2 separate regions of the Homo sapiens genome follow, and region 2 is linked to region 1. A link is a loop called in an ENCODE intact Hi-C map of the cell type or tissue named here. Cell type or tissue: PC-3. All regions are shown on one strand.

Region 1 (4,000 bases):
CATGACCTCTCAGTCATAATAGAACTAATGAAACTACAAAGATCCAATCTTACTCAGAGAACTTGTACGATTTTTGAAAACAGCACCATTAAAACAGCTCTCTCAGAGTATTCTCCTATAAGCTCTTAAAAGTTATTTTGAAAACTGTCAATACAGCTGGGGTTCTTTTCCACCCAGTGGCAGGTTACAAAGGAATATTAAAGATGTTTCAAAAACTGATATAATTCAGGAAAAATAATTTAAACAATATGACTGCAATTATGACATATTACAATGAAATACATGGCAGCTAGAACTAAATAGGAGCCCACAGAATGATACTTAGAAATGCATTTACATGGTTACTGAGTTTTCCCCAGTAGAAAAGCAACTATCCCTTCTTGCTCCTTATTGGTACAAAAATTATTTCAGGGCCCACAAATTCTAAAAGCATTACAAAGTTTGAAGAATATAAAGTAAATGGCAATTATAAAAAGTAAGGGTTTATATTTTACAAGCCCCAATACAGCAAGGCTTAGAATTAGTTATAAAAACTAGAGGTGTGTTACGTCTTAGAGTAGGTAACAGCTGGATACTGTGTAGAATAAATGCTCATGCCCATGGGTGGGATGTTCATAATGCTGAAGGGCAAGAGAGAGAGATGTATAGCTTGAGAAGTGATGTGGATAATTGCTTGTCATTAAACAGCAGAGTAATTGCTGCAGCAAATTCCCATGTAACTATTCCACATGAAACTTCAACGTGCCCTTGGACTTACTAAACATACATAGTTTTCTCAGATAAAAAGACAGCAGTCAATGATGCACCACACTTAAAAAGATCATTATTTTATTATTTAGTCTCACAAAAAAACATTGGGACCCTAACCATTAATAACACAGAGAAAAAAAAAGCCATTGATTTTTACATTAGTAAGACCTTGGTAAGATCTCAGAATCTACTTTTTCCTAACCTGCTCAGACTAGGTGTCTCATAAAGCCTACAATAATTTAAAAGATCGTCACATCTTTTGAAAAGCTTTCATGTACAATCATGTTATTCAGTATTCAAATTCATAATAAGCCAAGATACGAAACATTTAAGTTGCTGCAGGATGTTGAGCGCTATTAAGAATGCATTAATAGAGAGGATTCTAGGCAGCTGAAGCTGTGGCAGAGGTATAAATTTGAAAGTACCAAAATATCCTGAAAAGAAACAGAAACAGGAAGAGGAAAAAAAAGAGAAGGAGAAGAATTAAAACTACACACCCTATCTCAACATAACTAGAAAACAAGGAAACTCCAAACTTCAAAGTACTTGTAAATATAAATATAAACATCAAGACCTACCTACCTCTCTCATGTGCTCCTGCCAGTAGCCTTCATGGAGACCAAGAGCAGTTCAGGAGAAACTACACAAACGAGAGCAGAGAGGAGTTAAGGGCAGGTTGAACCATGATTTAAAACCACTGCTAGAAACAGAAAGAAACTCAGCCCTTGGCCCTATATATACTGAAAAGTGAACAGTTAGCTCAGAACACTGATAACAGAAAGGAGACTTGAAAACGCACATGGGACATGACAAGCCACCTTGCAAAGGCGTCACTTTGGAGAGAAAAGACAGCTAAAACAACAGGAGAGGTTTCTTTGGAAACTATACATTAGAGAGAGAAAAAGGGGAGAACATTTCGAATTACATAAAACAAAAGAAAATTTAAAAATTGGAAGGCATATGCCATTTGAAAACCATGCCATCCAGTAAAGAAACAATACTTTGCTTACAATAACAGGAGAGGGTGCTCTTGAACTAGAAATGTTAAGCCATCCCAACATACAGATAAACAAAAACCTAGCATAAAAAGAAAATTGAAAATAAGGACCCAAACAATTAAGGTGATAAAAAATTCCACCCTCTCACACAAACAAATGGCAAGACACTGGCAAGAACAGTGGCAAAACAGAAGAAAACCATAACACTCAAAACTAATAAATATCCATAAATTCTGCAATTAGGTAGATTTAAAAAACAACCTTGAAATAAGAATTAAAAACTAAGTAGAGAAATGAATGACCAGAAAATTTTAAAAGGAAAAAATAAAACACCAATTGATTGAACACAGAAAGAAAAGAGAAGAAAAATACAAAATCACATCAGAAATGGAACGTAAATTACAAGATGCCCAAGGAAAAACAGATTTGAAAGAAAATGCAATAAGAGACACTGGAAAAATAGTAGAAAATCAACTAAATGAATAAAATGAAATAGAGAAAAAAGTAAAAAGGGTCAAAGAGAAAGTGGCTGAAATGGAAGACAGGAAAAAGAAGATACAATTTATATATAAATGGAATTTCTGAAGAAGACTTTTTAAAATAAAATATGACTAATAATGAAATTCTAACCAAGAAAGTATTCAAACACAAACAACCACAACTTATATACTGAAAGGGCCCACTAGCCACGGGGTGGGGGGAAAAAAAAAACTTGTAACAATCAACTCAGAGACATATTTTAGTAAAAGTAGTAGACATTCAAGATAAAGGAAAAATCCTCAGGGAATCCAGGCAAATGAATTCAAACAACATACACAAGTAAAAGAATTAGACTGGCAATAGATTTATCAAAAATAAGATTCATATCCAACAAGAGGTTAGTATACAAAATGTACATAAAGCTCAAATGACTCAATAGCAAGAAAACCAAAAATCCAATTTAAAAATGGTCAAGATATCTGAATAAAAATTTCTCAAAAGAAGACATACAAATGTCCAGCAGACATATGAAAAAATGTTCAACATCGCTAATCATTAGAGAAATGCAAATTAAAGACCACAATGAGATATCATCTTACACTTATCAGAATGGCTATTATCAAAAAGACAAAAGTTAACAAATATTGACAAGGATGTGGAGAAAAGGGAATCCTTGTATACTGTTGGTGCGAATATATATTAGTATATCGATTATGAAAAACTGTATGGAAGTTCCTCAAAAAACTAAAAATAGAATTAGCATATGACCCAGCAATCCCACTTCTGGGTGTTTACCTAAAAGATTTGAAATCAGTTTGTTGAAGAAATGTCTGCATTCCATGTTTATTGCAGCACTATTCACCATCGCTAAGTTATGGAATCAACCTAAGTGCCCATCAATGGATGAATGGATAAACAAAATGTGGTAAATATACACAGTGAAATTCTATTCAGCCCTTAAAAAGAAGGATTCTGTCATTTGTAGCAGCATGTGTGAAAATGGAGAACATTATGCTAAGTGAAATAAATAAGGCAAACAAAGACAAATATCACGTTCTCACTTATATGTGAAATCTACAATAACCTAACTCATAGAAGCAGAGAGTAGGATGGTGGTTAAAGCAGTTCAGGCAGTAAGGAATGGGGAAATGATAACCAAAGGGTATAAAATCTCAGGAGAAATATGCTTTTTTTAGTTCTATTGCACAGCATGATGATTATAGTCAATAATAGAGTACTGCACATCTTAAAATTGCTAAGAGAGTAACATTCAAATGTTCTCACCACAAAAAAAGGTATTTGAGGTATTGAATATGTTGTTAACTAACTTGATTTAATTATTCCACATTGTATTCATGGATCATACATCACTTTATACTCCATAAATTTATACAATTATAAATTATCAATTTACAATTTTTAAAAAGATTCAAAGCAAGATACCAATGGGGCAGCATTTCCATAAGGCTCCAGGAAATAAAGGGAAATCCAAGGATTTGTATATAGCCAAGCTGCCTTCGAGTATCCAAGCTATAAAAAAAGTTTTTAACATGCAAGAATTCAAGGAATTCTGGATCCATGAGTTCTTAAGGAATCTACTAGAAGATGACCTTAACCCAACTTGTTATTAACTGGGAAAGTTAAGCAAAAAAACTAATAGTATACATATATATATTTATTTGTAGGTATAAGACACACGGGAAAATACATCATGTGCTATATGCTATATATTATGTGCTGTTTTCTCAAAGTAGAAATAATGCCACAAAAAC
Region 2 (4,000 bases), 230 kb after region 1:
AATGGAGTTTTTACGCACAACTGGATTAGGTTAGAGAATAATGTATGCAAAAGGGCCAGACGTAGTGAGAGCAAGACAGCAGTGAACTGTGGGGCAGGAAAGAATAGAGTAGAAAGGACATTTAAAATTCATATCTGACAGTTGGGGTCAGATATGAATTTTGCAAGCCGGGAAGGAGTAGGCAAACAAAGCGACAACCTAATCTTCATTCACAAAAAAAAAAATATGACAAGCAAGGAATCAGGCAACTGTATTTTCAACATCTCCCTTTCTATGGTGTTTCTAACTCACAGCATACAGACATGTTGTTTCTCTCTCAAAAAATAAAATCTGAAGCAGTGATATGATTTCACTATGTATTTGACTTTTTTTTAAGATTCCACATGTGAGATAATACAATATTTTTCTTTCTGCATTTGGCTTACTTCACTTAGCATAATGTCCCCTAGGTTTACCTATCTTATGGCAAAAAGCAGAATCTATTTCTTTTTTAAGGCTGAATAATATTCCATTCTATATATGTACTGCAGTTTGATTTTCTGTTGTCTTTTGTTGGACAGTTAGGTTGTTTCCATATATTCACACCCATCAAGATGGCTACTACCAAATAAAACAAGAGATAAGTGTTGGCGAGGGTGGGAGAAAAGAGAACCCTTGTATACTATTGGTACAACCATTATGGAAAAAGTAGGGAGGTTCCTAAAGAAATTAAAAATAGAACTACCATTACTTCTATTTTGTACCAATTAGCCATCCCTCTTCTGTGTGCATGTATATATATATATATATACATACCCAAAGAAAATGAAACCGCAACCTTGTAAAGATATCAGTCGGAATTTTTAAAAGCTCTCTAGGGGATTCTAATATGTGTGCATACAGAGATGGAGAATAAAACAGTGATCCCAGGGGAGGGGGAAGGAAATTGAGATGTAGGTCAAAGGACACAAAGTAGCAGCCATGTATAATGAAAGAGTTTGGGAACTCATGTACAGCATCAGTACTATATAATACTGTATTGTATTCCTGACTTTTGCTAAATGAGTAGATTTTAGCTACTCTTGTCATACACACAAAAATGGATAACTATGTAAGATGATGGATGTTACTATGTCTCACTACAGTAACCATTTTACTATTTACATGTATTCCATAACATGTTATTTTCCTTAAATATACACAATAAAATGTATTAAGTAAATACCCTGACTGAAGAACAATTATCTCCTAAGAGGGACCCAAGCATATCTACTCTCTATTCTCATGTCCAGCCCCCTTCAGCCTCATCTCCTATTCAGTCCTTTACCCACAGCACGATAGCTTTACCTCCACCACTACAATGAAACCAGTGACTTCTAACAGTCATTGATGATTGTAACTTTACAATCATCATCATACTTAATGGCCACTCTCCTTCAGCATCTTTACATCTTTCTCTTTTATGGTTTCTCCTTTAAATTTTTACATTCTCTAAGACTAATTTTTAGCCCTTTTCTCTTCTCTTTCTATACAATTCCTCTATGTACTTTTATCCGTATCTATGGATACTTCAGTTACTCTCCATATGGTAAGAACACACAAATCTGTTTCTCCAGCCTTTGCAATCTCTTGTGATGTTCCAGGATCCTATATCCAACTGCCTTCTAGACATCTCACACTTGCCAATGATATGCCCTGCGAGCATGTTAAACACAGGTCCAAAGTTGAACTCATTCTCTTCTCCCTCATACCTTCTTCCTCTTCTCTTTTCCCACTCACAACCCAGAAACCTAGGAAGCATTCTAACATTCTCCCTCTCCCATATCTTTTACATTCAAACAGTCACAAAGACCAGCAAATTCTCCCTCATCTTACTTTTCCTAAACATTCTCACTTCTCTATTCCCACTACTTCCACCTTTATCTAAGCTTTCAACCTCTCTTATCCCTACTGATGTACTGTCCTTGAAAGCTTCCAGTCTTGCCATGACCCCACACCCAACCCCACTCTACCCTCAATCTACCCAGCACACTGCTTTCAGTGATCTTCCATGACACTCACAATTCTTCAGTGGCTCACTACTACACATGGTATAAGAAGTGTACCCTGAACTGGCTATCCAGTTTCATCTAGGAAGTGTACCCTGAACTGGCTAACCAGTTTCATCTCCTTTCACTCCTGACCTTGTCCTTCACACTCTAATATAACTGACCTACATATAGTTCCCAGTATACACTATGTTCTCGTAATGCCACACAACTACTCATGCTGTTAGCTTTACCTAGAAATGCTTTCTATTGCTTGTCAACATGCCCACTCCTACTCAGTTTTCAAGTCTCAGCTCAAACACAACCACTACTAAAACCCTTACCTGGTATTGCAGGCAGAGATCAAGAGCTCTTGCTAGATTTCATTTGTACTTGTACCTACCTCTGTTATAGCAAATAGCATACAGTATTTGAACTATTGGTCAAGATATCTGTAGTCCTACAGACTATAAGATCCTTGGTCAAAGATGACTTTTCATCTTTATATCCTCCTAACTAGTTCAATTCACACAGTCACTAGTTCCATGTACATTACTAGCTCAATGCAGATAGATATACTAAAAAAAGGAGGGGCGAGGTTAATGAATAAGGTACGAGTCAATGAAAGAACAAGAAAATCAACTGGACTTTGAGTATAGAAAAAAAAACACCAGATCTTAAGAACGTACAGACATCTTTAGTACAGACATCTGTTACTGTAGTACAGATATCCATTACTAAGTCCTAACCATTAAAAAAAATAGAAAAATATGGTTATTCAGGTAGTATGAAGATGACAAAGAAAAAAACTTATTATTGGACTAAGTAGACATTAAGAAGGTAAGAGTTTCCAGCGGAACAGTTGACAAAGATCAACAGAGAAGCCAGAGAAAAAGATGGTTCTTTCTAGGAAACAAGTAATTCATTGATCTAAATTCATGGACTGAGCAAAAGACTGCCACCTTTCTCTCAGTTCACAACCCCTCTCCTTTGTCATTATTCTGCATGACCCCTTCTGAGTCCTCACTACCAAATCCCCAATACCATGGGTAGTTCCCCTCCAATGGAGCCACAGGTCCAGGCCAGTGACTTAATCTGGATGCAAGGGCAAGGGATAGAAGGGTATCTTTGTTCTTGTGTCTAGGACTTTGAGGAAAAATGAAACAACTATTTACTGAGAATTTATTTTACGGCAGATTCTGTGCCACATTACACTCACTCACTGAATTTCACAGTAATCATAAGTAATTATCCCATTTATAGATGAGGAATTTGTGTCCAAGGTCAACAGTTAAGCAATAACAGGCCCTGCCTGAAAACCTAAGAATGACAACCTCCAGAGCTTTTTCTATACCCCTCACTACCTCAAAATGGAGGGAGACGTGGTCCAGCCATTCTAGGTTGGCACTCAGGAGACACTTACCTCCAAAACACTATTATATATGTTGATTAGAGTCTACAGTACCACTAATATATAATAAGCACACAATGAGTTTAAAAAGCTTTCCTTAGTACCTTTAGGAAAGTAAGTACTAGATTTCCTGGGGTTCTGATCTGGAAATCTAAATGCTATTTATTCCTATAAGTACATTGTTAACTTTACAAACAACAGACTTGAAAATGAACTTGTGGAATACAATGGGTTCTTAAGTAAGGCTTTTCTTTAAGAATATTTTCTTGCTTCCACAAAAAATACAAAAGCCACCAAAGATAGAATGATTTTGCCTTGTTAACTTGTAAGAACAATGACACTAGAAGAAACCTATGGGAAATGTGCTTATCTGACCAGGTGCTCATTTTCGGTGGGCTGTCATTTGACTAAAACATCATACTAAACCCTACAGACCACAGCTTATGAGAGAAATGCCACAAACTATAGCAGTACAGTTAATATGCCTATAATCTACTGACAAAACATACTCCTCAGTAAAGTGAAACCAGATGTCTGGTGTGAAATCAGATGTCTGTGAACTTGTCTTTCTCAGTTTCCAGAG

The links. Hi-C counts contacts between places; a loop is a spot of excess contacts. Peaks named below come from ENCODE experiments on the same cell type or tissue, not always from the same donor. Only the 100,000 strongest peaks of a DNase experiment are listed, where the experiment ranks them.
Region 2: it touches region 1 in a loop (5-fold over the local background); 4 of 110 quality-filtered maps call a loop at or near these places.

What each region holds. Positions count from the first base shown.
Region 1 is chr7:111,328,062-111,332,061 of GRCh38, forward strand. The region is part of intron 3 of IMMP2L (inner mitochondrial membrane peptidase subunit 2); the gene reads right to left. Among named protein-coding and RNA genes, the nearest start is that of IMMP2L, 230 kb to the right of the region's middle. In PC-3, a CTCF peak has its summit at 1,771; no DNase peak of the experiment used is centred here.
Region 2 is chr7:111,555,247-111,559,246 of GRCh38, forward strand. The region is part of intron 1 of IMMP2L (inner mitochondrial membrane peptidase subunit 2); the gene reads right to left. Among named protein-coding and RNA genes, the nearest start is that of IMMP2L, 5.2 kb to the right of the region's middle. In PC-3, no CTCF peak of the experiment used is centred here; no DNase peak of the experiment used is centred here; H3K27ac peaks cover 835 bases.